2 separate regions of the Homo sapiens genome follow, and region 1 is linked to region 2. Evidence: chromatin loops called from intact Hi-C (ENCODE). Cell type or tissue: ascending aorta. All regions are shown on one strand. Each heading gives the region's core, and the rest is flanking DNA. Links, peaks and the distances in the headings are about the cores only.

What was found. A loop is a pair of places that touch in the nucleus more often than their neighbours do. Peaks named below come from ENCODE experiments on the same cell type or tissue, not always from the same donor. Only the 100,000 strongest peaks of a DNase experiment are listed, where the experiment ranks them.
Region 1: a loop joins it to region 2, with 1.9 times the contacts of the local background. A loop is called at or near these places in 2 of 110 quality-filtered maps.

Annotation. Positions count from the first base shown.
Region 1 is chr9:35,150,023-35,160,569 of GRCh38, forward strand. LOC124902147 (a long non-coding RNA gene) reads right to left here and starts at 6,412. Exons shown (of 2, transcript XR_007061469.1): 1 at 6,074-6,412; 2 at 1,239-1,577. RefSeq lists an enhancer at 7,793-8,346. In ascending aorta, for the core only: no CTCF peak of the experiment used is centred there; no DNase peak of the experiment used is centred there.
Region 2 is chr9:35,380,322-35,390,868 of GRCh38, forward strand. It overlaps UNC13B (unc-13 homolog B), which reads left to right. Exons shown (of 40, transcript NM_001371189.2): 18 at 149-318; 19 at 779-894; 20 at 1,235-1,398; 21 at 2,036-2,186; 22 at 3,925-3,993; 23 at 5,403-5,492; 24 at 5,844-5,972; 25 at 9,525-9,652; 26 at 10,308-10,393. Among named protein-coding and RNA genes, the nearest start is that of RUSC2, 100 kb to the right of the region's middle. In ascending aorta, for the core only: a CTCF peak has its summit at 4,971 (motif pointing left); no DNase peak of the experiment used is centred there.

The DNA of each region.
Region 1 (10,547 bases), core at 637-8,636, 230 kb before region 2:
ATGTTAATGCATGTTCCATTATTGTATGGGATTTCTAGAGTTCTGATGTCTCAGTTTGTGTTATCAATCATAATTAGGGTTATTGTGTTAGATTATTATAAATCACAGAGATGACCAATTTTTTTTTGTCAATTGTGTTTTTTGACTGTAATTACCCAGGATATTTTGACAGTCATAGACAATTGTTTTGTGTGATCCTCTTTAAAGGGTGGATTATAACCCTTGAGTGCAGGTTTCTGGTAACTTTGGAGATTGTGATCGGGAGTTGACTGGGTGAACTGTACTAATGGAAGACTAATCTTTTTTGACTTTTGCTTTTTGCTTGGAACACTGCTGATTCTTATGTTCTGTTTTTCATAATCAAGGAAGTTTTTCTTTTGAGCTATTTGTAGCTTTTAACAATTGTAGGGTGAACCAACCAGTGACCTCAGACTGCAGCTCAGAAGAAACAAGGGATGGGTCGTCAAACTCCAAATGGTCATAAAAATGGAGACTCGGACATTGGCTCCTTTGTACTGGGGACCCTTAGATAGGCCTCTGAGAGAGAAAACTGTCATTTTCCCAAAACAACTTCCCTTCTCAGCATGAAGCAGTTAACAGTGGCCATCATCCCTATACTAACAGCAGTTAGATATACCTCTTCAGAGGGGGGAATGATGGCAGTGGCTGCTGCCATCATGCTGGCTGCAGCAGGGAAGCACGGCTGGGGCTACACACTCCATGGAGCCGGTGGAAGTCCTGACCTTCTGAGTTGGGATGGGAGCTCCCTGGTCTGCTGCAGCTGCCCAAACCACAGCTGCAGAGCCAGGGCTCCAGCTCTACGAGCACTGCTCAGTCTCAATCTCAACTGACTGCAATATCTGCCTCCTGGGTTCAAGAGATTCTCCTACCTCAGCTTCCCAAGTAGCTGGGATTACAGGCACCTGCTACCAAGCCTGGCTAATTTTTGTATTTTGAGTAGAGATGGAGTTTTGCTATACTGGCCAGGCCAGTCTCAAACTCCTGACCTCAGGTGATCCACCTACCTCAGCCTCCCCAAGTGCTGTGATTGCAGGTGTGAGCCACCGTGCCTTGCCACAGAAGCAAAGATTATTCCATTTTGGGCTAGGTTTATAGTTTTGTAAACCCTATGCCAAATTTTGACACCTTACAGTATTTGGCAGGGATAAGTCTGAAATTCCTTGATTAATAAATGCAAACTGTCAAGTGTGTCAGTGTGAAGAGATCACCAGACAGGCTTTGTGTGAGCAAAAAAACTGTTTAATCACCTGGGTGCAGGTGGGCTGAGTCAGAAAAAGAGACAGCAAAGGGAGTTAGGGGTGGGGCAGTTTTATAGGAGTTGGGTAGGTAGTGGAAAATTACACTCAAAGGGGGTTGTTCTCTTGCGGGCAGGGGTGGGGGTCACAAGGTGCTCAGTGGGGAACTTCTGAGACTCATTGTCCAGGAGAAGGAATTTCACAAGGTAATGTCATCAGTTAAGTCAGGAACTGGCCATTTTCACTTCTTTTGTGGTTCTGCAGTTTCCTCAGTCCATCTGGATGTACAGGTGCAGGCTTGGGCTCAGAGGCCTGACAATCCTGTCTTTTTATATTAATAAGTAAAACAAAACAAAACAGTGGTGAAGTGTTAGGGTGGTGAAAATTTTTGGGAGTGGTATGGAGGGAAAATGGGCGATGTTTCTCAGGGCTGCTTTGAGTGGGATTATGGGCGGTGTAGGAACCTAGAGTAGGAGAAATTAAACTGAAGAAAGATTTTGGGGTAAGGGGTGATATCATGGGGTTGTTAGAATCAGCATTTGTCGTATAGAATGATTGGTGATGGCCTGGATGTGGTTTGGTATGAATTGAGAAATTAAACGGAAGACACAAGGTCCAAATAAGAGAAGGAGAAAAACAGGTATTAAAGGACTAACAATTGGGAGGACCCAGGACATCCAATTAGAGAGTGCCCAAGGGGGTTCAGCGTGATTATTTGCTTGGTTGGTGAGTTTTGGGCTCTATCCTTGAGGGTTTTTTTTTTTTTTTATGTTGTCAGGTACTAGGCCAGATTGATTTAGGTAAAAACAACATTCTTCATTTAGAAATATGAAAAGTCCCCCTTTTTCAGCAGTGAGTAAGTCGAGGCCTCAGTGGTTTTAGAGGAAAGAGAAATGCAAAGCCAGCAATTGTTTGTTAAAGAAGGATTAGAAATGGCTAGGAGAGAGACAGTGAGATTGATAGTGTGGTGGAGATAGCTGGGGAGAGGTAAAGGGTGGCATAAGAATGGGAATGAGAATAAGAGTGAGTATAAAAGTAAAGAATAGAACTTCATCAGGGTGAAAGTATTGGAGGGTGCCCTGCCAGCAAAGATCATCTAACAACTCCAAGAGGGAGTCAAGAGTGGTGGTTTGGGGATAGCACCAGGAGATATCAGCTGTGATGGCTTGGAGAAACAGTGTAAACCAGCAGTGTAAACAAGAGCAGGGCATTTATGAGTAGTTGAGAATGGTGAATAGGAGTATGACTAGATAGAAGATAGTAGGGATGACAAGTTTTTGGGGTACAGTCCAAGTAGTGGGGGTGACTGCCTAAAGCCCTGTTGCAAAAAGTAGGGTAAGGATGAATAGACCTAATAGAATGAAGGGATGTATTAGGCTCATAAGGGTTATTACTGTTCTTCAGAAATGCAAGTGTGTTTAAAGGAAGTAGGGGAGAGTACTTGCAACTTCTAGGAGGAAGAGGAGAGATCAGGCTGGCTGTCCAACGAACACAGGGCATATGAGTAAAGTCAACCTGCCAATCTTGTGTTGGAGTAAATCCACGAGCCTGATGTGTAGGAAAAGGAGGAGGCCTGAGAAAATCTTAGGGGCTGGTGGCATGGCAGGCAGAGCATTGAGAAGTGATGGTTTTAAGGATGGATTTCCATGATGGGAAGGAAATGAGGGGCTGTAGGAGGTGAGCCAGAAGCTTATATCCTACATGGAAATGGTCATGAAGGGAAGAGAGAATAGACTGGGCTTGTGAGGCAGGAAGAATGAACTTTCCACAGAGTAAAATAAAAATTATGAAATCTGGTAGAGCAGGTTTTCAGAAGAAGAATAGTTGGGAGTGATAGAGGAGCTACAGGGCGCGGTGCCGGTCCTTGTGTAAGAATTCCAACCGTGGCCAGGTGTGGTGGCTCACGCATGTAATCCCAGTACTTTGGAAGGCCGAGGCAGGTGGATCACGAAGTCAGGAGATCGAGACCATCCTGGTGAACATGGTGAAACCCTGTCTCCACTAAAAATACAAAAAAAAAAAAAAAAATTAGCTGGGTGTGGTGGCGGGCGCCTGTAGTCCCAGCTACTTGGGAGGCTGAGGCAGGAGAATGGCATAAACCCAGGGGGTGGAGCTTGCAGTGAGCCAAGATTGTGCCATTGCACACCACCCTGTGAGACACTGAGACTCTGTCTCAAAAAAAAAAAAAAAAAAAAAAAGAATTCCAACTACACAGCCCTGCACTTCGGCTGTGTGTAATGAAAAAGTGTTGGGATGAGTTAGGGAGAGCTAGTGTGGGAGTAGCTTCTAGGGCTGTTTTTAAGGAATGGAAAGAGTAGTGGGGAAAGGATTTAGGATCTATGGGGTCAGCTAGGTTTTCTTTTGTGAGTTTATATAATGGTTTAGTCAAGATGGTAAAACTAGGTATCCAAAGGCGAAAGTACCTAACCATGCCTAGGAAGGAAAGGAGTTGTTGCTTTGTAGAAGGGGTTGGAGTTTGGGAGATTAGCTGGACACGATCAGCAGGGAGAACACATGTGTTTTTATGAAGAATTATGTCAAGACAGGTAAGGAATGAGGAAGAAATTTGGGCTTTGGAGGGGAATGTGCGATGTCCTTTCGTGAACAGATGTTGGAAGAGCAAGAGAGTGTCCTGTTTGGAAGATGTGTAGGAGGGGCTATAACGTAGAAGGTTGTCATAATGTTCAATAAGGTGAGAAGCAGATGGATGGAAAGAAAGCATATCATGAGAAATGGCTTGACTGAAGTAATGGGGGCTGTCAATGAAGCCTTGCACAGTACAGCCCAGGTAAGTTGCTGAGTCTGATGGGTGTCAGGGTCAGTCCAAGTGAAAGCAAAAGAGGCTTTGAACTGGGGAAAAGGGCAGCAATGAGGTATGGCTGTAGCCTAGGAATAGTCAGGGAAGCAGATAATTTAGTTAAAACGTCTCAACCTAATAAGGGAGCTGGGCAGGTGGGGATAACTAAAGAGTGCATGAAAGAATATTGTCCAAGTTGGCACCAGAGTTGGGGAGTTTTAAGAGGTTTAGAAGCCTGGCCGTCAATACCTGCAACAGTTATGGAGGCAAGGGAAACAGCCCCTTGAAAAGAAGGTAATGTGGAGTGGGTAGCCTCTGTATTGATTAAGAAGTGGACAGAGTTACCCTCCACTGTAAGAGTTACCCAAAGTGTCTGTGATGGTCCAGGAGGCTTATGAGGCAATTGGGCAGTTTCAGTCTTCAGCCGCTAGGCTAAGAAGATCTAGGAAGGAGTCAGTCAGAAAGCCTTGGGCCAGAGTTCCAGGGGCTGTGGGAGTGGCTGCCGGGCAAGTTGGACAGTCCGATTTCCAATGGGGTCTCATACAGATGGGACACGGCTTAGGAGGAATCCCGGGCTGTGGGCATTCCTTGGCCCCGTGGCCAGATTTCCGACACTTGAAGCAAGATCCTGAGGGAAGAGGTCCTATAGTAAGGCCTGGCCTCTGCAGTTTAGGCATTTTGAAGTTCTTGTGTGCTGGAGATGTGGCTGGGGTTTCTCTCACAGTGGAGGCAAGTAATTGCAACTCTTTTCTATCATTGTACACCTTGAAGGCAAGGTTAATTAAGTTCTGTTGTGGGGTTTGAGGGCCGGAATATAATTTTTGGAGCTTTTTCTAATGTCGGGAGTGGATGGGGTAATAAAATGCATATTGAGAATAAGACGGCCTTCTGGACCCTCTGGGTCTAGGGCAATAAAGCGTCTAAGGGATTTTGCCAAACGGGCCATGAACTGGGCTGGGTTTTTATATCTGATGAAAAACAGCCTAAATGCTAACTGATTTGGGAGAGGTCAGCTAAGAAAAAGGAGCATTAACCTTGACTATGACTTCAGCTCCAGCCACCCCTCTAAGAGGAAATTGTTGGGCAGGTCGGGGAGGGCTAGTCGCGGAACAAAACTGTGAGCTGGACTGGGCGTCAGAAGGGGAGGTGATAGAAGGATTATAGGGTCAGGGAACAGAGGCTGAAGAAGAATTGGGACCTGGCTCAGCCTGGCGAGGAGCCACCTGGGAGGAGGGGAGAGGAGGGGAGAGGTCAGATGGGTCCGTAGAAGAGGATTTAAAGGACTTAGCTTGGGGTGGAGACTGAAGGAACAGACAGGAGAGAAAGAAAGATTTGGGATGAGTCGCACTGGGAGCAGAGACTAGGGAGGGACCGATGTGTAAAAGAATGCCTGGATGTCAGGCACCTCAGACCATTTGCCTAATTTTACAACAAAAACTATCTAGATCTTGTAGGATGGAGAAATCGAAAGTGCTGTTTTCTGGCCATTTAGAACCATTGTTGAGTTTGTATTGGGGCAAAGTGGTATTGCAGAAGAAAATAAGGCATTTAGGTTTTTAGGTCAGGTGCGAATTGAAGAGGTTTTAAGTTCTTGAGAACACAGGCTAAGGGAGAAGGGGGAATGGAGGGCGGAATGTTGCCCATAGAAAGGTAGAGACACGGAGAAGTAGGGGGGTGGTGAGCAGCCCTGGACTACAATGTGGATGAGCAGCCAAAGCAGGCATCCCTGCAATTGACTTGCCACTAAGGGAATGTAGGTGAATGACCAAGGCAGGCGTCCCCACGGTGATCAGACACCAATGGAATGTGGGTGAATGATCAGGGCAGGCATCCCCACAATGATCAAACACCAAGGGAAGTCTGTTTTCTCAAGTCCGTGACCAGCGCTGGTGTTTTGGGTCCACAGATAAAATGTGTCTCCTTTGTCTCTACTAGAGAGGAAAATGAACTGGAATTGGAAGGACAGGGAGATTGAAGGGTAGCAAGAGAGGCTAGAGAAGAGAGTGAAAAGACCGCTTACCCGATTTGAAGTTGGTAAGGTATTCCTTGAGCTGGTCTGAGGACCCGAGGTCTTAGGTGGATCTCCTCATGGAGTGATGGTGAGGACAGGGGACCTGTCTTCCGAAGGAGTCTCCCTGTCCTGGGTCTTCGGCACCAAATGTCAAGTGCGTCCGTGTGAAGAGACCACCAAACAGGCTTTGTGTGAGCAATAAAGCTTTTTAATCACCTGGGTGCAGGCGGGGTGAGTCGGAAAAGAGAGTTAGCAAAGGGAGTTAGGGTTGGGGCAATTTTATAGGATTTGGGTAGGTAGTGGAAAATTACAGTCAAAGGGGGTTGTCCTCTTGCGGGCAGGGGTGGGGGTCACAAGGTGCTCAGTGGGGGAGCTTTTGAGACTCATTGTCCAGGAGAAGGAATTTCACAAGTTAATGTCATCAGTTAAGGCAGGAACTGGCCATTTTCACTTCTTTCGTGGTTCTTCAGCTTCCTCAGGTCTTCTGGATGTATAGGTGCAGGCTTGGGCTCAGAGGCCTGACACAAACAAAAATGTATGCTGGCAATTCCTAAGACATTTCTAACATTAATGTAACAATAATTTTAAACCTAGCTCAGTGAGGACTAAATTCTGATTTTATATCTTGCTCAAATTCCTGTGTAAGGGGTCTGGGGAGTCATGCGCTACAAATAATAAATTATTAGATGGTTTTTACTTAACCCTATATATTGTGACTTACTTTCCAACCTGACTGTGGCATAACATTATGAGACAAGGAAGCAAAACAAAATATTTTACCTTAAATCATGTTTCTTTGCCATCTATTGAAATGGCCTGCAAAGCTGTCCTTTGTGGGGTAAAATGTGCATATATAAAGAATCTCTATTAACATAGCTAAATCTTTTTCTTTCAGGCCCTCTCAATCCTAAAGAGATTAACTAAAAGTCTAGCACCCTTTGAAGATCTGAATTGGAAATATTTGTCATCTATTTTCTCTAAGGGCAGCCACTATAAGACTTCAAAAGAACCTTGGTCTCCACAGTGTTTTTTCTTAACCTAAATATTTCCTTTCTATGATCCCTGGTCTTTAGACAAACTCAACCAATTTTCAACCAGAAAATGTTTAAATTTACCTATAGTCTGGAAGCCCCCCTTTGAGTTGTTCCGTCTTTCTGGACCAAACCAATGTATTTCTTAAATGTATTTGATTGATGTCTCATGCCTCCCAAAAATTTATAAAACCAAGCTGCACCCCAACTACCTGGGGCTCATGTTCTCAAGACCTCCTGAGGGCTGTGTCATGGGCCATGGTTACTCATATTTGGCTTAGAATAAATCTCTTCAAATATTTTACAGAGTTTGATTTTTTTCATCAACATTAGTAAAGATTTTACTTAAGTTATGTAAACTTGAAAAAGCATTTGACTATTTTATTTTTTCCTGAATAAGTGTTTGATTTAAGCACTTTTATTTTCTTACGCCAATTAATTAGAGCTCTTTTATATATTTTCAGTAGTGAAACATTGTGTACACAACACATAAATACATAGACACATTAGGCATGCTGATAGAGGTACATCTTTTTTTTTTTTTTTTTGAGACAGAGTTTTTCTCTTGTCACCCAGGCTGGAGTGCAATGGCATGATCTCAGCTCACTGCAACTTCTACCCGCTGGGTTCAAGTGATACTTCTGCTTCGGCCTCCCGAGTAGCTGGGACTACAGGCATGTGCCACCACGCCTGGCTATTTTTGTATTTTTAGTAGAGACAGGTTTCACCATGTTGTCCAGGCTGGTCTCGAACTCTTGACCTTAGGTGATCTGCCCACCTCGGCCTCCCAGAGTGTTGGGATTACAGGCGTGAACCACTGCACCTGGCCTAGAGGTACCTCTTATAGATTCATAAAAAACGTTTTTTTTCCTTAGGCTTTCAGATTCTTTTTTTCCCCTCCTCCCTCCCCGCTACTTTCAGATTCTTGATAACCTGTTTCACAACCCTAGGCAGTTGTCAGCTAAATAGCCTTAAATTTGCATATTAAAGAAAACAACTCAGGTGAACTCCAAACAGCAAAATTTACATTATAAAGTGTGGAGAGAAAAAGTCTGGTGTGCTAGACGGAAATTGAAACAGATTTAATGGCCAATTAAACATAAAATTATAGAAATTATAAAAGCCTTTTAAATACACACACACACACATCCTATAGCTTTTACTTCAGAACTTTTAGCTATGAGATAAATTCAAATTTACCGGTTTGCAAAAAGAACTTGTTGGATCTAAACTGTGGTTTTTATCTTAACAGAAAATAATGGCAGATTTAGAGCAGGCAGAAAAGAATAGAGAAAAGAGGTCTTAGGAACTCTATAATTAGTAGGTCGACCTTAGGGCTCTTTTTTCTTAATGTAAATGTGCACAAAGACCATATTTTTTCCATTTTACATAAACTTTGGCAGTAGAGGTGCCATAAAACCTACAGAGTGCTCAAAAGAGGGTCATTCTCCTTGTTTTCTTCTCATTCTTAGATTATTTGTTTTCCACTTCTTTTTTTCTTAAAAGGAGAAACTGAGCTGTGGCTTAGAGTTTCTGTGTGGTGGATCATCACGTGCTGCTTGTGGGCAGGACTCCACAATGTGCCACCACTGAATGGTTTCCACCCTCTTACATGTCTCAGTTTCTCTCTCCAGAGGTTTATGACTTCTGAGAGGGCTCACAACACTGGGTGATCAGCCCTTCAATGTGTTTCCTGGATGAGCCAGTTTTTAAATTAAATATATATATATATATTTTTTTGAGACAAGGTCTTACTCTGTTGCCCCGGCTGGAGTGCAGTGGCATAATCTTGGTTCACTGCAACCTCCACTTTCTGGGTTCGGGCAATTCTTACGTCTCAGTCTCCTAAGCAACTGGGGTTACAGGCACGCACCACTACACCTGGCTAATTTTTGTATTATTAGTAGAGATGCGGTTTTGCTATGTTTGTCAGGCTTGGTCTTGAACTCATGACCTCAAGTGATCTGCCTGCCTCGGCCTCCTGAAATGCTAGGATTATGTGTGTGTGACCGCACCTGGCCTAAATTAATTTTTGTTGGGGATTTCCCTGCAGGACCACTGCACATCGTTCGGGGTCAACCTTTCAGACACTCCCACAAGGTCCCCAGTCACTCAGGGGCACCTTTCAGTTGGGAGGGGCAAATGCCCTTTCTTTTTGGAGCTGAGAAAACTCAGTCTCTGATATACCTATGAAAGCAACAGTTCAGTTCCTCATGCAAATGCACACAGACAAACGGAATTGAGATTAATGTTGGGAGAAAAAGCAATATAAAGGATCCTTCAGAACGGATCTCCAAACTAGAATTAGGATTTTTTTTTTTTTTTGAGATGGAGTCTCGCTCTGTCGCCCAGGCTGAGTGCAGTGGCACGATCTCGGCACAGTGCAACTTCCACCTCCCTGGTTCAAGCAATTGCCCTACCTCAGCCTTCGAATAGCTGGGATTACAGGTGCACACCACCAGGCCCGGCTAATCTTGAACTTGTGGGGTCAAGTGGTCCGCCCGCCTCAGCCTCCCAAAGTGCTGGGATTACAGGTGTGAACCACCGCACCTGGCCTAGAATTAGGATTCTTAAACAACGACTTCCTAGGAGAGAAAATTAAAAAAAAAAAAAAAAAAAAAAAAGGAAACAGCCAAAACCACTTCCTATAAACTGTGCTCAGCCACCCGTAACTTTGTAGCTCTTTTCCAACAATATACACACCAAGGTCAAATCCTCTCACAGTGCAAGGTCATCTCTGGCACCCAAAGCCAAAAAGGTCAGGTCATGCAATACAGGAAAACAGAGCTTTAGACCTAAGAAGAATCTGCCCATGACTCTTGAAATCCCACAAAGCCAAGAGAACACCCCAAAAGGGGGTGAGTGGCACCTTTGTTCTAAATTCTTTTTTTTTTTTTGAGATAGAGTCTTGCCCTGTCACCCAGGCTGGAGTGCAATGGCACGATCTCAGCTCACTGCAACCTCCGCCTCCCAGGTTCAAGTGATTCTCCTGCCTCTGCCTCCTGAGTAGCTGGGATTACAGGCACGTGCCACCATGCCTGGCTAACTTTTTTTGTATCTTTAGTCGAGACAGGGTTTCATCATGTTGGCGAGGCTGAGTCTCGAACTCCTGACCTCGTGATCCGCCCACCTCGGCCTCCCAAAGTGCTGGGATTACAGGCGTGAACCATGGCGCCCGGCCTAAATTCTTTAAAGAGGTTCAAGTCATTAGAAGCCTTCTCTCGATTTTTTGGTAATGCAGATGGCAAAGGGTGAAGGAGGTATAGGGTGGAAGAAAAGTAAACAAAAGAACAATTGAATTTTTTTTTTTTTTTTTTTTAATTTGAGACAGAGTCTCACACTGTAGCTCAGGCTGGAGTGCAATGGCTCGATCTCCACTCACTGCAACCTGCGCCTCCTGGTTCAAGCAATTCTCCTGCCTCAGCCTCCCGAGTAGCTGGGATTACAGGCAC
Region 2 (10,547 bases), core at 888-8,887:
TCTTGGAACTTTTGTACTGCTGTCCTCTGACTTCTCCTCTTTCAGGGCCTCAAGTGCAGCTGTCGGAGCTTTTGGGAGGGAATAGGAAGTAACAGGATTTGGCGCTACTGGGTCTGCCCCTAACAGAGCCTGCCTAATTCTCTCACAGTGAGTGCCACAACTCCTCTGACCGCATTAAGGTGCGTGTATGGGATGAGGATGATGACATCAAGTCAAGAGTAAAGCAACGCCTAAAGCGAGAGTCTGATGATTTCCTTGGCCAAACCATCATTGAGGTTCGGACCCTAAGTGGCGAGATGGACGTCTGGTACAACTTGGGTGAGGAAACTGGACCCGAGAAAGTTGCTTGGAAGGGAAAGCATGAAGGGGACCTGGGAATAGTCCTTCTACCAAAACCACCATCTGTCCCCAAAGCATACCTCTATACAGAGCCTGTCTCACCTGCAAAGAACTGACTGTGGGGAGGGATGGGGGACAGAGGAGTGGCAGTGGCTGTGAGTCACTCTGGCTGAATGTTCTCTAGGTTTCAGAAGGCCCTTTAATCTTCATACTAGTGCTTTTGTCCCCCCTCCACACTCCTGTTCTCCTACCCAGCTAGTTCAAGGGTACTTGTGGAATATGTGGTCACTGGAGTGATTCACCCTATTTGGTGAGTCCTTGGGTTGGCCCCTTCTTTTCCTTGGGTTGGCCCCTTCTCTTCCTTGGGTTAAGCCAGAATGGAACTATCTATGCTGTCTAGTTGCATTGGTGTCAATCTCCAGTCTTCTTTCCTTCCTAGAGAAGAGGACAGACAAATCAGCCGTCTCAGGGGCTATCCGACTACAAATCAGTGTGGAGATCAAGGGGGAGGAGAAAGTAGCCCCATACCACGTGCAGTATACATGTCTCCATGAGGTGAGCCAGCCCTTGGTAGGTGGGGGATCAGAAAGCAGTGCTGGGAGAGGCCTTTGGCCATAAGTAGGATTGCTAGGTGGTTGGAATCCGAGGCCCATTTTAAATTTTATCCTTGATTCACTCTGTTACCCTGGAGAGTCCGAGTGACTGAACTCAGACTGCATTCTCTTCCACTAATGTGAGAACAGCCTACTGGGGCCACAGGAGGAACTGAGCAATGACTGGAAGGACAGAATTTCTGTGGGACCTTGTGCACATTCTTCTGGGCTTTACCACCAAGTTTGTTTTTGTCTTTCATATGTGTTTAACCCATTCCCTTTCTCTGCTCTGTCTCCTGCAGAATCTTTTCCATTACCTCACAGACATTCAGGGCAGTGGAGGAGTCCGCATCCCTGAAGCTCGAGGAGACGATGCCTGGAAGGTGTACTTTGATGAGACAGCCCAAGAAATTGTGGATGAATTTGCCATGCGTTATGGCATTGAGTCCATATATCAGGCCATGACGTGAGTCTCTGCTGCGGCACCGGGAAGTGGCTACTAATCACTGGGGTGGCTAATTAAGGCACACTGACATGGTGGGCAGGTCCTTAGTGAGGTAGCATGCAGTGATTCCTTTACTTTCCTCTCTGAGCTGGGTGAGATGGGTCTATGCCCCAAGACAAGAAGGGTATATGTAGAAAAAGAATGTTGTAACTCACAGAAAAGGTATTTCTGTCTGCCTCAGAGTTGAGGGAACTCTGCAGGGAAAGAGGCATGTGAGAGTATGCAAGGACAACCTGCCTAGACATCACAGGCCTGAGCAGACAGGGTATGTGTGCTCGTGTACATGTGTTTGTGACAACCGGTCTGGCCTAGACTGGCCTGGGGGTTCAAAGAGAACACTAAACTGCAGGGAAAGCAGCTGTGTATGGAGTTGACCAGGACTCCTTGAATGGGAATTCCAGATTGCTATGAGAAGCAGGGTAGCCTTTCTGTCAGTGAGGCTGCCCCTAGAGCTGTGTGCAGAAAGTAGCCCTAGGCAAGAGAGGGCAGCAATTGCCCTGGCTGTGCTTCATTTATCCCATAAACTTTTAGAGTTCCTGCTTGGCTTTTGCTGCAAGCCCTGAAGAGTCTTTGAGGCTGCGGGTGCTGTGTTTTTCAGGCACTTTGCATGTTTATCATCCAAGTACATGTGTCCTGGTGTGCCAGCAGTGATGAGCACCTTACTGGCCAACATCAACGCCTACTATGCCCACACAACTGCCTCTACCAATGTCTCTGCATCTGATCGCTTTGCAGCCTCCAACTTTGGGGTAAGTATCATGTAAACACATATGTCTGCATTTGTTACCAATTAATAAAGTTTGATTTTTTTTTTTTTTTTTTGAGACAGAGTCTCGCTCTGTTGCCCAGGCTGGAGTACAGTGGCGTGGTCTCGGCTCACTGCAACTTCTACCTCCTGGGTTCAAGCGATTCTCCTTTCTCAGCCTCCTGAGTAGCTGGGATTACAGGCACCCGCCACCACGCCCGGATAATTTTTGTGCTTTTAGTAGAGATGGGGGTTTTGCCATGTTGGCCAGGCTGGTCTGGAACTCCTGACCTCAGGTGATCCACTCACCTCGGCCTCCCAAAGGGCTGGGATTACAGGCTTGAGCCACCGTGCCCAGCCAAGTTTGATTTTTCTTGGCTGGTCCTATAGAGTTACTTGATGTGCTTAAAATTCAGATAGCTACCATTTTGATAGATGAATCTTGTTTCCTGTTTCCTTATGGGTATGCGGACTATACTAATAGCCTCTCCTCACACACAGATAAAGAAGAGAAGGTGGTTGGGGGTGGTACCACCTGGGCTTGGCCAGAACCCCTCTGGGCCAACAACTTGGTTGAATTACGATAGTCTTCCATATTCTTCAGTCTTGCAGGTCCACAAATGGATTTTTAAAAATCTTGTTCAGTCTGTCTGTGATGGATTCATATTACTTGAGTTGATATGAGACTGATGTCTAAGCAATGATGCCAGTGTGCACTTGAACCTGTTCCTTTTCTAGTGTCCAGACTGTTTTCCCTATCCAGGGTGTGCCCTTCCTGGGTTAAGGTACCTGAGAAGTTGAGTCATTACTCAGAATGTCACCTGACATTAATTCAGTATAAACTAGATAAAATAATTCTGACCCAACACAAAAATTACCATTTTGGGCATAAAGTTACTGATATCACCCCAATTCACTGAGTCTATGAAATCTGACTTTTTTGTACTAATGAATTTTTTGTTGTTGATAGAGCCTTTCTGTAGATGTGTAACTTATTAAGCCAGTCAAATATTTGTTCCATTTTGCCTCATCTCATTATGTATTGACTTAATCAACATCTACTCATATAATCAATATATGAGTTCTAGGAGTGGGATGCCAACATCCTGCAGGCATATGATTCCACGTTTAATTATACTTTTTCTATGAAAATCAGCTATTAAAATAGTATATGTTAGATATTTTAACATTTAAAAAGTATACACTATGGGAAATGTGTGTGGAATGTGGTTTAAAGAGAGACCCCTTCCTGCCTGTCCTGTTATCTTTCATATGCATCAGATTCTCCCTCCTATCATCACTGCTAGGCTGTGGCTGTATAACTGTTATGCACTACCCCGAGATAAGTCAGGAGACCTCAGACTCAAGAGAGAATGTGTTTGGAGTTTCTTCTTATCTAACTAAGATAAGTTACAGTCCCAAAGGTATAGAGATGCACTGGTCATGCCCTATTGACTCTCATATAGAAGGAGCCATTTCTCCCCCCAGGGACTTGGCTTTTTCCTTGTCAGTGTGAGATTTCCCAGATTGGGACAGAGCTGCAAAGAGATAGAACAGGGACTTTCTATCTCATTTTTTCCGTTACACTGTTTGTTGTTCTTCCCATGGGCAGGGATGTGTCTCCAACCCAATGCCTCCCGACTCTTTCTACTCATCCAGGGGTGGTTCTGTTTCTGTTATAGTTTAGGGGACTCAGACACAGGTTCTCTTTTTCTTCCCCTTTATTTGTTTCTCACCCTCAGAAAGAGAGATTTGTAAAACTGCTGGACCAGCTACACAACTCACTGAGGATCGACCTCTCTACATACAGGGTGAGTGAAGACACGGCTGTGGGCAGGATAATAGATATCAAGCACGGTCCCAGAGAGACTGTAGGCCAATCTTGGCTATAAAGATTGAGGCCAGGGAAAACTGGTCTGTGTCATCACATCCACCCAAATGGCCAATGCTACTGACACCTGTGGTTCTTTTAACTCCAGGGACCATGTGGTGTATAAATAGCAGCAGGTATGGTTAGTTTTTATAGACAGTTGTCTTTCCAACCTCATTCTTAACACTCTACTAAACTCTCTGGTGACATTCTCATTAGGGAGTTTCCTGAGGATAATCTCTTCCAGGAGTATCCTTTTAAAAAATTAGATACCTAATTACATTTCTTTTTTGCATTTTTCCATACTCTCCTCGTTTTCCAGCGGAGGTGTGAGAATCTGGCTAGGGGACAGAGAGTAGCTTGGCTTTTGCAAGTAATCTGTATCAGAGAGCATGTCCATTCCTAGTATAAAGGGAGGAAATAGGTATAGTAGGAGGATGGTTACTGGGACGGGACAGGATAAGGAAATGGGCAGTTTCTTAGTTCCTCCTATGTTAGATCTTAGAAATGGCTTCATTACTTGCTTTAAAGTGTGTGAATTTTCAGAACAGGCAATATATGCACATTAAAAAGTAAGTATAAAAACAACCTTAAAGTCAAAAAGAAATGAGGTTTTAATTGTCTGCACTCAAGTGCCCTCCATTTGCACAAATAATGGACAGCTGACTGTATATCTTATATTTGGCATATAAGTAGCCATTTGAAGGTTTAAAAACTGACCATTAATGTGAAGACAGGCTCAGCATCTCCCTTCAGCTCTTCATAGCAGCTCCCTCCTAAGACTCGTGCCAAAGTGAATGAAGTAAGGATGGCTGGAAATTCCTAAGGAACTCACTCCAAAAGCAGTTCTGCTCAGAGATCTGCCATCTGCTGGCTGCAGAACAGTAGAAGAGCTGGGTTCTATTGTACAAAAAGTACAGGTCCTGGACCTCAGTTTGGTCTGTAGTGTGGCTCCACTTATATTCCAGGATATACAGTTAGATTGTAATTTTCGAAGAACTCACTGTTGGTGTGTAAGAATCTTCATCCAAGAAAAAAGCATGTGTGTAAGTTTGTGTGTGCCTGTGTGTTCCTTTGTACAAGTGCTTATACATTGCATGGGAAGTAGGGCTGGAGGAGGATGTGTCACTTTCTAGGGTGGGGAGTATTAACCCCTGCTTTTGGCAAGAGCCTGTTTGCATCAATAGAAAAAAGAGAAGGAGACCTGTAACTTTACAGTGTTTTTGGCCAGCTCAACTAGAGAAAAACCCAGTAGGTAACAATTAGGGAAGCTTTTGATATCATCACTTTTGGCAGGGAAGGTTTTCATAGTCCTCTGTTCCTTTCTTACATTTGCTTGATTTGCAACAGAATAATTTCCCTGCTGGGAGTCCTGAACGGCTTCAGGACTTAAAATCCACAGTGGATTTGCTGACCAGCATTACTTTCTTCAGAATGAAGGTAAGAAATGGACTGGGGCTTGGGTGGTGCTGGGCTGGAGACCTGGCTACAGGAACGTGAAGAATGAGAATCATTGGGCAGAGTCTGAGGCTACAGGATTCATCACCTCTAAGCTTACATTTCTGTGTACCTGTTCCCTGGGTTACTTCTGAGAGAGCACATAGACTATGGATCCATGAGGATGGGGTGGAAGTTTTCCCTGTCAACTATCCTGGCAATTTCATCACAGGGAAAAGTCTAGGGACCCAGACAGGGATGAAAGAATCTAGAGTAGGTTTGGGGTAGTGCTAGGAGAATATCCCACCCAGGTGAGCAGGTCCTTGGGCCCATATTTCTTCTTTTAATTGGCAGGTACAAGAACTGCAAAGCCCTCCAAGAGCCAGCCAGGTGGTAAAGGATTGTGTGAAGGCCTGTTTGAACTCCACATATGAATATATCTTCAACAACTGCCACGACTTATACAGCCGCCAGTACCAGCTGGTAAGAGGTTCAGGATCAGGTGGGGCCAGCTGTCAGTGGCTCTTTGGAGCCTCAGTTTTCCTTCATGATGGTGGTGGAAAAGCACTCAGGACAAAGTACTTGATGTTCTCAAGGGTGAGTGAGTTGTGGAGTATGAACCATGTGGACCATGTGAGATATGTGGATGGAAAGAGACCCCTGGGCAAGATGAGACATACCTGAATTGAACAGAAATGGCAACAATAATGATGTTGAAGAAAGTAAACCTAAATTCATGCACAGTTCAGGGGTTGAGTAGGGGAATTCTCAGTCCATCCCAGAGTCTTTTTTTCTCCCTCAAGTTTAACTTTATTCTGACTCTTGCAGACTCTTGTAAGTTCTGGGCTTCCTTCCTCTGAGATCTGAAGTGGTCTCTGAGCTGCTGGCTCCTGGAAGCTTTACTTTTCCCTCTAATTACTTCTCTCTGAAATGTGTGGTTCTTCTGGGTTGTATTCATCCACTGGCTATCAAGACTGACCCTATCCTTCTGTGAGGCTGAGCTACTTCACCTGTTTTAGCCTGGCACCCTAAGTCAGTACCTGGTGACTTAGTACATTTTCCCAGATCCTTCTAATAGTGTCCCCGATCCATGCTCCCAACTTATTTGAAAGCCAGAACTTACTTCTAGCTCCAATTACTCAATTACAGTTCCAATCTTAGGAGTTTCTTGCTGACCATACATTTGCAGAGTGGATTCCCTTCAGTCCAACAAATATTGAATGTTTGTTCTAGGCCAGGTCTGAGGAGAGCACAGTGCTCCTTCAGTAAGTTTGCAGTCTCATAAACATATATATAACTCTAATCAAAAGAGTCTGTTTGAAGGGCCTTGAAAAAGGGATAAGATTAAAGGAATTCCAAGGAGGAAGAGTCTTTTCGCACTCTTGATCAGATACCAGGAAAAGCTACATAAAACAAGGAACATTTGAGATAGACCTTAAAAGGCAGTGGGATTTGGACAACCAATGATGGCAGGACAACCTAAATGTCTTGGACATTTATCTTTAAGTAACTACATCCAATTTGTAAAGCTTCCTAGGAACACCCTCATAAAGACTAAGATCTTGTTCCTACTGCCTCTTCTCATTCCCAAGTGTACTTTCTGTGCCAGCCATGTATTTAAGGCTTCTTCCTTTTAAGGTTTCTAAAGCCTCCTGTTGATTCTGAAATCCATGGGAGGTTTTCCTGAGGCCTTTGTTTTACTTGATACATTCTAGGCTCCTCTGTCATCTGTCTATGAAGTCTCTGGTTGAGGAAAGACACTGTTCTCATAAACTATTCAGGGATACTCTTTAGCCTTTGTATTTTAGTATCTGCTTTTTACTTTCTCTCAATTTCATTTTTTCCTTATTCCATATTTACACTGGCATAAACTCTTGATGTCTTTTAAAATTTCCATCTGTTGACCTTCAGTCATTGGTTTATTCGTCCATTCATTTACTTAACAGAGCATTAGAGACATAAAGTTGAGTAAGAGACATTTCAGCCTTTGGGGATCTCATGGTTTAGTGGAGGTCAGGGCAAATTACTACATTTATTGTTTTTTTGTTGTTGTTATTTTGTTGTTACTATGTTTTATTGTAGTTGTAGTTTTCTGATACATCTACACCAAAGGTTCACAGAGGGTGCTGTGGGAGCCCAGACCAAGGATGTCAGGAAAATCTCTCAGAAGAGGCAAAGTTCAATCTGAATTTTGAGGAAGGAGTAGGAATTAACTAAAGAAAGGGGCTGGAGGGAAGGGGCATACCACAGAGAGAATAGAATGCTTGGAGGCACAGAATTATGTATGAGCTTGTTAATTTAAAGAAATATAAGCAGGCCGGGCGCAATGGCTCAAGCCTGTAATCCTAACACTTTGGGAAGCCGGGGCGGGTGGATCACTTGAGGTCAGGAGTTTGAAACTAGCCTGGCCAATATGGTGAAACCCTGTCTCTACTAAAAATACAAAAATTAGGCAGGCATGATGGTGGGTGCTTGGAATCCCAGCTACTTGGGAAGTTGAGGCAGGAGAATTGCTTGAACCCAGGAGGCAGAGGTTGCAGTGAGCTGAGATCGTGCTGCTGCACTCCAGCCTGGGCGACAGAGTGAGACTCCGTCTCAAAAAAAAAGACAAAATAAAAATAAGATAAAGAAGTATAGCAATTTAGGGTACTTACGGCATCCAGCTGTGGGATTCAGCTATCTGGGATCAAATCTTAGTTCTGCTCTTTAAAACTGCATGACTTTGGACAAGTCATGTAACCTTGCTGCCCTTCACTCTCCTCATCTGTAAATGAAGGTGATAATAATTTCTACTAAATGGAGTTGTTGTGAGGATTAGATAGGATAATGTGTGTAAAGGTCTTAGCAGAGTGTGCGGCACATAATAAGCAGTAAATAAGTGGTGGTGGTGTGGTAATAGCTGGAACAAAAAGAGTTGTAAGGTATGAGGTTGAGAGTCATATTCTGGAAGGTGTAAACTAAGGAATTTAAACTGTATTGAACGCCGTTGAAGGGCTTTAAGCAGAGGAGTAACACATTGAGATTTTCTTTGTAGAAAGATCACGATAGCTGCAAGGAGGAGGGATTGGATTGAAGATCAAAGACCAGTTCAGAAATCCTTGAATGATAAGAGCCTGAGCCAGGACAGTGACAGAAAAATAAAAGGAAGAGATGTATTTAAGTTATATTAAAGATTCTGTCCTGGTTTCTAGGAACTTCTTGATAATGCAGGCTTATTAAGGACTGTGGAAGCTTTCCAGTGACATATGACATCCCACATAAAGGCCCTGTTCCTGTCCTTCTGGGCAGCTCCACCTTCACCTTTGACTTAGTGGGAGATAATGTGTGTTCCACCCTCCCTGTGGTGACTCCTACTTCACTTTTCTGGGCTGTGAATATAGAGTGATTTCTCTTTACCTGAAAGTCACCATTGTATTCCCTTGCCTCTTCCCAAGTAAGGCCCTATCTTATCTAGTTAGGCAGATAGCTTCCTAGATGCAGTTCTTCCCCCTAATAACTTCAGGGGATCAAGGGAAGTCCTACTCCACTGAAAGGCTGAAATGCGCACCAGATCTGTTCAGTAGCTCCTGCAGAAGTTGAAAGAGCTTCTCAGAGCTGAGATGTGTATGTGTGTGGTCGTGGTGTGCTGTCAGTAGAGGAATACCACCAGAAGAGGAGGGCTGCCTGCCTGTAGGGGCCGCATAGAAGTAGACCTATTTAGTAAGGCTGGAGGGGCTGTTTCCTTTAGCCAGCGAGTTACTCTGCCCATAGCAACTGAGAGAAGGAAGGAGGATGGGCATCCTTATGTCTCTTGGACTGACCAAGTTTATCAGAGAGAACTTCTCAGCGATAGGCTCCCTGTGTTCAGGGATCTCACAATAGTCACTCTTACAGAACAGGGATAGTCTTGTGGAAGACAGGCTCTAGGAGAGGAAAGGTCCTTGATTCTAGAGGAAGAGGTATAGGAAGGGGAAGAGAAAGAGGATCGTTGGAGACACCCTCTACATTCTACTCTGACTCTTTCTCCCTCTCTCTCACTGTGTCCTCTGGATCAAGAAGCAGGAGCTACCTCCAGAGGAACAAGGGCCCAGCATTCGGAACCTGGATTTCTGGCCCAAGCTCATCACACTCATCGTGTCAATCATAGAGGAAGATAAGAATTCCTACACACCTGTTCTGAACCAGTGAGTATCACCCTCTTTGGCCCTGTCTGTTGGTGGTTGGTCTGTCCATCTGTCTAACAACCTCTTTCTTTCCTGTCTCTGTATGTTTGCAGTGCCACCTCTTCTTCCTGTCCATCCATCTGTCCCTCTGTCCCTTGTATCTGTCTGGGTAACTGTTTCTGGAGACAGGTGTGGAAACATAATGGGGGTCCCTGGCCAGATTGAGCCAGCTTCCCTGGAGTGAGAGACTTCTGGGACTGGGACTGCCATAGGAGCCCCAGGGGATCCAGAGACCATGTGTGTATGTGTCTGTCCACTGTGAATGAAGTGGGCCTTCTTATAGCCCACCCCCACTTGCCCTTTCTCCTCCAGCTTATTTAGCCTGCGCCTGCTTTCCAGCCTCTGCCTGGAGAGTCTCTACCTCTCAATTCCCTGCCTTCTGGGCATCTTCTGCCCCCAGGCCCATCTTGCCTATGGGGATCCCTTCTGCCCTCACTTGTCCTGCCACTGGCCCCTGGCCCCTGGGCCCCTTTTCTCCAGATTGGACCTAGCCCTGTTCCCTAAGCATCTCCTCTCTCCAATATGACTTCCAAGAACTAGGCACTTTAGCCTTGAAATGAATCAAATCAAATGGCTCTTGCCTTATTCTCTGACTGTGGTTTCTTCTGTCATCCAGGTTTCCTCAGGAGTTGAATGTGGGAAAAGTCAGCGCAGAAGTGATGTGGCATTTGTTTGCCCAAGACATGAAATATGCATTGGAGGGTAAGGATCTGTTCAAATCAGTGGGCTGCCAGGCTCCTAGCCCAAGCTCCTCGTTCACTGTCCCTTTCCTCTTCTAGACAACTACAAGTTCTGGGTGAGTGGTATAGTGAGAAACTAAAGGAATTCTAGGCCTAGTGGGATGTAGGCCCCGGGA